2 separate regions of the Homo sapiens genome follow, and region 1 is linked to region 2. A link is an interaction called in ENCODE POLR2A ChIA-PET data of the cell type or tissue named here. Cell type or tissue: HepG2. All regions are shown on one strand.

What was found. ChIA-PET counts read pairs that join two places held together with the same protein. Peaks named below come from ENCODE experiments on the same cell type or tissue, not always from the same donor. Only the 100,000 strongest peaks of a DNase experiment are listed, where the experiment ranks them.
Region 1: POLR2A ChIA-PET joins it to region 2 with 5 read pairs; 4 of 35 experiments call an interaction of 5 or more read pairs at or near these places.

The regions. Positions count from the first base shown.
Region 1 is chr2:20,415,411-20,419,410 of GRCh38, reverse strand. It overlaps LOC105373465 (a long non-coding RNA gene), which reads left to right. Exons shown (of 5, transcript XR_001739317.2): 3 at 524-800; 4 at 3,347-3,443. Among named protein-coding and RNA genes, the nearest start is that of RHOB, 30 kb to the left of the region's middle. In HepG2, no CTCF peak of the experiment used is centred here; DNase peaks (open chromatin) are centred at 260 and 1,970; H3K4me3 peaks cover 1,329 bases.
Region 2 is chr2:20,523,335-20,527,334 of GRCh38, reverse strand. LOC102724948 (a long non-coding RNA gene) reads left to right here. Exons shown (of 3, transcript XR_939794.3): 3 at 864-1,169. Among named protein-coding and RNA genes, the nearest start is that of HS1BP3-IT1, 67 kb to the left of the region's middle. RefSeq lists an enhancer at 2,052-2,351. In HepG2, a CTCF peak has its summit at 1,968 (motif pointing right); a DNase peak (open chromatin) is centred at 1,864; H3K4me3 peaks cover 535 bases.

The DNA of each region.
Region 1 (4,000 bases), 110 kb after region 2:
CTGTCTCTCAGGCAATTCCTAGAGCTGTGGGAGGGCCCAGGACATGCCCACACCCAGCCACAGTGAGAATGAGGCTGGTTGCTCCTCACTTCTGTTAAATCAAACTAAATTTGGCCTGAGAAAGCCTCTGTACTCACATACTTGAGTTCTTACTTAGGAACAACAAGCTAACTTAGTACCTAAACAAACTGAAAACTCAACTCAGCAGTATGCTTCTGTAACAATGGCTGAGTCTCAGCCAGTCGCAGGCGGCCAGCTGTTCAGACCTTGTACCAATGAGGAAAACGCTGAGCTGTAACTAACCCAGCTGTTTCTGTAGCTCACAATTCCTGTATGTCACCTTCCTTTTTCTGTCCATAAATCTTATCTGACCATGTAGCAGCCCTGGAGTCTCTGAATCTATTCTGATTCTGGGGGCTATCAAATTCAGAAATCATTTTGGTTGTTTTTTTTCTTTTCTTTTCTTTTTTTTTTCAATTAAACTCTGTTAAATTTAATATGTCTAAAGTTTTTCTTTTAACAGATTTGGTGTCAGAAGTGAGAATACAGAGTAAAACTTCAGCAACCCCCAGGAACACCAGGGAACCAGACCAGATACCTGCGAAGCCAGCTGTGCCCACTGATTTCTTGTTTGTAACTGGAGGTCGTGGCTGAATTTTCTCTCAGATTCCAAGATCCAAGAATTTGTGTTCTCAGCTCTCCAAGTTTGTTTGAGCAATCTTTGGACTGGGCTGGGTTTGGGATTGGATTGGATTCAATAATCAACCGGATTAGATTCAGTTAGAGGCTGAGGGCCTCAGGTGGGTACCTTTTTGGTAATGAGTTCATCTCAATTCAAAGAGCCTGGGACTCCACATTCTGGGACTCCAGCTACTTTTATGTATAAAATTATGGGCCCAGAACATGTGCATTTTCAGAAAAAATGGGTTAACCTCACTGAGACAACTTAGAAAAGATAATGGGGAAGTTTTAATTTGGTTAAAATTATTTATTTGCAAGTCATATGAGAAAAAAGGAATCAGAATCCCACATAAAAACAATAGTATGTATCCTTTAATTAGTATAGGAAGATCTAAAAGACTGAACAAATCAAAAATTGCATCCGTAAAAGATTCTTTGCAAAAAGCAAGTGAAAATCTTAAACAACAGACTAAGGACATCATAAAAGAGGACTAAGGCCGAGCACAGTGGCTCATGTCTGTAATCCCAGCACTTTGGAAGGTCAAGGTGGGAAAATTGCTTGAGTCCAGGAGTTCGAGACCAGCATGGGCAACATAGTGAGACCTCATCTCTACAAAAACATAAACAAAATTAGCCAGGTATAGTGGTTTACACCTGTAGTCCTAGCTACTTGGGAGGCTGAGGTGGGAAGATTGCTTGAGCCCAGGAGGTTGAGGCTTCAGTGAGCCAAGATTGCACCACTACACTCCAGTCTGAGCAACAGAGTGAGATCCTGTCTCAAAATAATCATTAATAGTAATAACAATAAATTACAATAAATTATTTTTGTTGTTGTTTTTTTGAGATGGAGTTTTGCTTTTGTTGCCCAGGCTGGATGGAGTGCAGTGGCACGATCTCAGTTCACCACAACCTCTGCCTTCCGGGTTCAAGCAATTCTCCTGCCTCAGCCTCCCTAGTGGGCTGGGATTACAGGTGCATGCCACCATGCCTGGCTAATTTTATATTTTTAGTAGAGATGGGGTTTCACCATGTTGGTCAGACTGGTCTCAAACTCCCGACCTCAGGTGATCCACCTGCCTCAGCCTCCCAAATTGTTGGGATTACAGGCGTGAGCCACCACGCCCGGCCTATAATAAATTAATTTTTAAACTTTCCACTGGTAAGATACTTTGAAAAGAAACAAGGACTATGTTCTTACTGAACTAACCACAACTGTTTATTCTCTTTATCCATCCCCAACTAAATATTCTGAGTCCACTAACCTTGCTAAATTACCCTTTCACCCTGAAGAATATTGACAAAAGAGAAGGCAAACAGATGTCTTTACAAAGTAAGACCTCTGATCAGCCAGGCCTTCCTGCTGTAACCACTTTAACTCCATGATCTAAAATTGAGCTTAGAGCCATTGTAAAAGACTTCCCTGATGCAAGGAGAAACCCTCAAAAATTTACTGAGGAATTTAGAATCTTCCTAGGAATGGAGGATCCAGGACTCCTTGACCTTTACCAATTTATTCACATGATATTGGGACCTGGCAAATGGATGCCAGCAACAGAATGGAACACACATGAGGAGGATATTAAAGACCCCTCCAAGACCTCCTCATGGGAAGGGCCAAAAGGAGCATGAAAAAATGCTGAACCCCTTCTAGATTCAATTTCTAAGATTTTTCACACATTTTTGTCTTCTGGTTTGCATGATGGACCAATCACATTCACCAAAAATTGATTGGTCCATGATGCAATCCTGCAGACAAGAAAAAAAAAAGATGAACCAGTTTCACATTATAGAACTCACTTAGAAACACTATTTCAGAAACATTCTGGGCTCAACATATGGCAAGGAGCATTTCCTGCAGAGACTGAAACGGCATAAACTGTTCTATTTATAAGCAGATTTTGTCCTGAACTTAGCAGTTTAATTAAAAAACATAAACCTAGATGGGAAGTGACAGATATGACTGAATTGGTGGCTGTAGCTGAACATTTTGAAAGGGCTCTACAGGAAGAAAAAACCCAAAGATTAACAAGCCTATGTCCCTTCAACCTTCAAAAAGCTGCAACCTGTGAAGTTTTTTCAACCAAGAGGTCCTGAAACAAGAGGTCCCAAAGTATCTCCCTTTATTGCAAATGACTAGAAAAGAGACACTGGAAAAGAAATTCTCCATTTTTCTGACAGTCCACCAATAAGCCTCTTTCCTTTAGGCTAGAGAGAGCCCAAGAGATTTTAGCTCTCGTGATAATTGACCAGACTCTAAGAGAGTCCCCTGATAAAGTGCTGCCCATAACACCTCTAAATAAACATAGAGAAACAAGAGTTAGAATAAAGGAAATCTTGTACAATCCTGGTGGATACCAAAGCCTCCTATCTACCATAAAGCCACTTTAATAGATCAACAAATCGCTGAGAGTAAAAACGTTATGTTTTTTGCTGGGGGTTTTGAATGAAGTTCAAGAGGTTCCTATGTTTGAACTCGTTCAATGGACTTTGGGGCCATTTTCAGAAAAAACATACTTTTGTACTGTGGGATACTACTCCAGTAAACTTCCTAGGGCAAGACTTACTTTCAAAGCTAAAAGAATGCGGGCAAGATGGCGGATAGAAGGCAGGACTAGCTTGCAGCTCCGGCTCAGAGGAGACTCACCTCGTGAACTTTTTCTCCAAGAACTACTGCAGGACCATACCAGAAAAGCTCAGAGAATCCACAGACCCTTAGAAGGAACTAGATCACTGCTGCGGGGCCCCTGAGATGCCGGAAAACTGTGAGTCTGCTTGCTTTCTCAATGGGGAAGCTGGTGGTCTAGGGCAAGTTCTCAGCCCTGGTCACCACCTGTCTGTTAATAGACTCCATGCTGTTGGGGGGCCACAGTGGGAGTGAGACCAGCCTTTAGGACTGCAGGCTGCATGGGAGTGGGGTGAGGTCTGTGATTGCTGGCTTTCCCCCACTTCCCTGGCGACCAGTATGACTCAGGAGAGGCAGACATGCTCCCCATGGGAATACAAATCCATTGGACTGGGAACCACACCCCCATCTCCCACAACAGCCACAGCATGCCCCACCCAAGGAGAGTCTGAGCTCAGACATGCCTATCCCTGCCCCCACCTCGTGGTCTTTCTCCACCCAGCTGGTAGCAGAAGACAAAGATCATAATCTCTTTGGGAGCTCTATGGCCCTGCCCACTGCCTGAGAAACCTGCATACTTAACCAGGTGTCTCTAGGGCAAGTTTACATCCTCCCTATACGATTGCAGCTGATGTGCTCTTGAAAGCCCCACCTCGGGAGGCCGAGGCGGGCGGATCACGAGGTCAGGAGATCGAG
Region 2 (4,000 bases):
ATTCACTCCTCTGAACTATGTCTGACATGTGGTAAGCGTCTTGCATGGCCACTTCATGTACAGGCCCAGGCCCTGGAGCCTCAGCGTGGGCTAGGACCCCAGTCCTGCCACCATCTAGCTGAGCGGCCTTGCAGAAGCTGCATGATCTTCCCCATATCTCACTTTCCTTAGCTAGAAAATGGGATGATTAGGTGCCTGTAGAGCCATTGTTAGGCTTCAATGAGTTAATTCTTGTGAAGTGCTTGGACCCCTGCCCACGACATGATAAGCACTGAGCATGTTAACTATTATAATTTTATCAGTGACACAGGGAAATGAGGATACAAAATAATATGAAGTGAAAAAAAAAAATCAGAAGACAAAATAGCCCAGGCTCTGTTTCCCAGGCCACAAGAGCTGATTCCAGAAGCCTCTGGAGTTGAGCCAAGGAGAGGCAGGGGGCAGGGTGTGCAGAGCCACCCTCGCAGGCCTTTAGCTTCAGTCCTGGGGAAAGCCACACATCCTGGCACTCTGCTTACCGAGGGTGGCTCCCCACCCATCCGCTAAGCCACCACCTGGCCAGGCCTGGGGGCAGGCTCCCGGCTGTAAACCCCAGGGGTCTGAGTGTTGATTCCAAAGCACCTTCACCATTTTCCCCAGGGATGCTGTGGGCTAGAAACTTCTGCCTCAATGTCTCAGAGTTCCTGGGGAGGATCAGATGAGCCCCCAGTCCAGTGAATTCAAACCTTCAAAGTATGGACTTTAATAAGGACCAAAAGTCAGGTTAAAGGGATGTAGTTAGAGTCCCCTATTTGTTGGTTCTTTTTTTTTTCTGCAAATTTTCAAAACACCCCTTTGTGATCTCTTATTTTCTCTGTCCCCAGCTGGATGTGCAGTCTTGAAGGAATCCTACGCTTCATGAATGAGGATTTGACATCTGGCAGAGGTCTTTATGAACACATTTATGATCATCCTTCAAAGCAACCACATGAAATGGGCCAGGGGCTTGTTCTCTTTTAGCAGACAGACGGGTTGAGTCACCACAAGATGCTGTTATGGTTTAAATGTGTGGAGCTATATATATACATACACACATACACATGTATATATCAATCAAGCTATACTTATCCCCAATAACAGAGAGGAAAAATATATTATTAGAATAAGAGCCGCATATTTTGGAAAACTTACCATGTGCCAGAGACTGTTCTAATTATTTTATAAACATGTCTCTTGTGGTTTTCAAGATAACTATAGAAGGTAACTATTATTACTTTTTAACAAATGAAAGCAAACCTCAGGTTAAGTGACTGGCCCAAGGTCACACAGCAAGCAGTGACAGAGCTAAGTTGCGCTGGCTCTAAAGACCATGTGTTATCAACAGCGTCCTCCTGCCTTCTTATGAAATGGAATCCATATCAAACTGCTAAGCTTTGTTTTTAGCAAATAACATGACTGTCTGGGCTGTGGGCTTAAGGAACAGTGAGTTTGGGGGCAAAGGTCACCCTCTAATAGTGCTTCATAATATTTCTCCCAGAGAAAGACTCTGGAGCCAGGCAGATCTGGATCCAGATTCCAGTTCTGCCACTTCCTAGCTGTGTCCTCTCACTGAGCTCTCAGAGGCCTCCTTGGCCCGCATGCTCAGTGGAGTGTCTGGTTGGCCCCGCAGCCCTTGTGTCCAGATCTGCTGGGCGACACAGTGCCTGGCTGTGCCCTGCAGAGGCTTTCCTGTCCCTGGCTCCCATGCTTCCCCTGAGGAGAGCAGGCGATGGGTGTCAGCTTATGTGAGCCCTTTGGTTGCATGGATCGGGTGAAAAACAGACAGAGCTGAAGAATTTGAACTGAGATGTCAATTGTGGAGCAGGATTACTCATAGCAGCCACCGCCCACTAGGCCAGAACACCTTCGTTTAAACAAACCAACATCCCAGGGGACAGTGCCTGTTGAGCAAGCTGCTGAGAGCCCTTCACTAGTGCTGAGTCCTCAGGCCTGCAGGGGACACTCCACATCTGACCCTGCAGGAGAGCGGTGTCCAGGAGCAGGCACCTCAGATCCATCCAAGTCACACAGGGAGGCCAGAAGGGCAGCGGGGACACTGAACGCTCTACACGTCCTGAGGTCCCTGACCTCATAGGCTGGAGGGGAGCATTTGCTTTGTCTTGTGGAAAGTCCCCAAGTGGATGGGCTAACAATCGATTCCAGTTGCACCCACGCTGCTAACTCTGGCCATGTTTCCTATACTTCCGTTCCTGTGATCCATCTCTTGCCCCTTCCAGATCAGACAGTGACCTCCCGGGCCTCCTGGGGATGCAGTTGTCCTCCCTGCACTCAGATCTGGAGCTGCTGCTTCCTAGCGGAGGAGTCAGCCTACCGAGCCAGGCCGTTGTCAAGCCCTGAGCCCTCCCCACTTCCGCCTCTGCCCGCTTTCCTGTCCCAGCTGTGAGCCTCTCCGGGGACTCATTTAAACTGAAGACAATTGCCTCAGATAAAGAACAACTGGCCTCCTCCCTATGTGGCTAAAATTATCAAAAACCGAAGAGGGCGTTGCTGACCTCAGCCTTCCCCAGCCTTTCTCCTGCCTTGGTCCACTTGAATATCCCTCTGGGAGCCTGTGACAGCTGCCTACGTGGGACCCCACACAGAAACGGGGCTGAAGAAGGCAGTCCCAGCCTCGCAAGGCATTCAGTTCCTGCAGTGTCTGCAGCCAAATCCCAAGATAGAGCCAGTCTGCTTGGTTCCCTGGCCCCAGGTTTCTCAGAGCTCCTCCGGCAGCCCAGGAGGCTGAGCTGCACTGCCTGCATTTCCTGGCTTCACATCACGTACACATAGAGCTTGGGGCCCGGGCAACCATGGCATGGAAGCCCAGACCACCTAAATTCTTCCTTAGGACCACCAGTGCCATTGCCTCAGCCATAACCCCCTGAGACTCCTCGCGGACCAGCATGGCGACTGGTCCCACAACCATCTCCATGCCTGCTTCCTCTTCCCCATTCAAGCTTCTCAACATCTGTCATTCTTGGTGTTAGCTATATCCCAGCTCCTGTATTATTCCATTGCATCCAGAATGCTTTGAGGAAGGAATGTCATAGACCCCCTTTTTTAACCCCCTCTTCCCAGAGAGATGTGCTCAGGAATAGGTGCCCAACAGGAAGTATTTGATTGAGAGCTTATTTGTCCCTCCAGGAGATATTCAAGGAGAGCCCCCATCCAGACCCCAAGCGAGAAGAGCTACCGTGTCTCACAGGGCCCACAGCCCATCACCCACATCATCCCACGGAGGGCGGGGATTATGCCCAGTGTGCAGAAGGGTTGACAAAGGCCAGGTAGGGGAAGTGGCTGGCTCTGCTTACATGGACCCAAGACTCACTCCAGAACCCCTGACCTTCCGCTGAAGGATCTTTGCACCAACTCTCCTGGCCCCAGTGGGTCTGGCTCACCAGAAGTTAGGCCTGGAAGGGAGGAGGCTGGGTGGGGGGACATAGAAGGCAAAAGCAGCAGTGTCCTCACATGGAACTGTTCCTCCAGGTCCTTTCCCTGGGACCCCTCCCTGGAGAGCTCTCCCTGCTCTCTCTGGCTTCCTTTCCCTTCTGTCAACCCTAATAGCATAGGTTTTGGTGTCAGGCAGTCCTGCGTTGGAATCTCAGATTCCCAGGGACAGTCATGATTTATACGTGTTGTCCCGGTATACTAATACATCAAGGCTCCTTGTCACCCTCAAACATGCGCATTAGGACCATGCATCATGTGTCCCGCTTACAAAGACAGAAGGCAAGGTCTGTGGACAGCTGGAGGATGACCTAGTTAGGGAGCCTCTAGGAACCCATCTAGTTCTGCGATGGAGGGGAACAGAGAATGGGGTGTTTCCCTGATGACCCTGCTGTGGAGGAGCTGGCTGCTTCTGCAGGGAGATGCTGCAGCCCCAGAAGGAAGCCCTGGCCATGTGTCTCAAGTTGCTTTGCAAAACAAGCACCAGGAAAGAAAAACAGCATCTATATTTCCCTGAGGTGGGCCAGCATCCAGA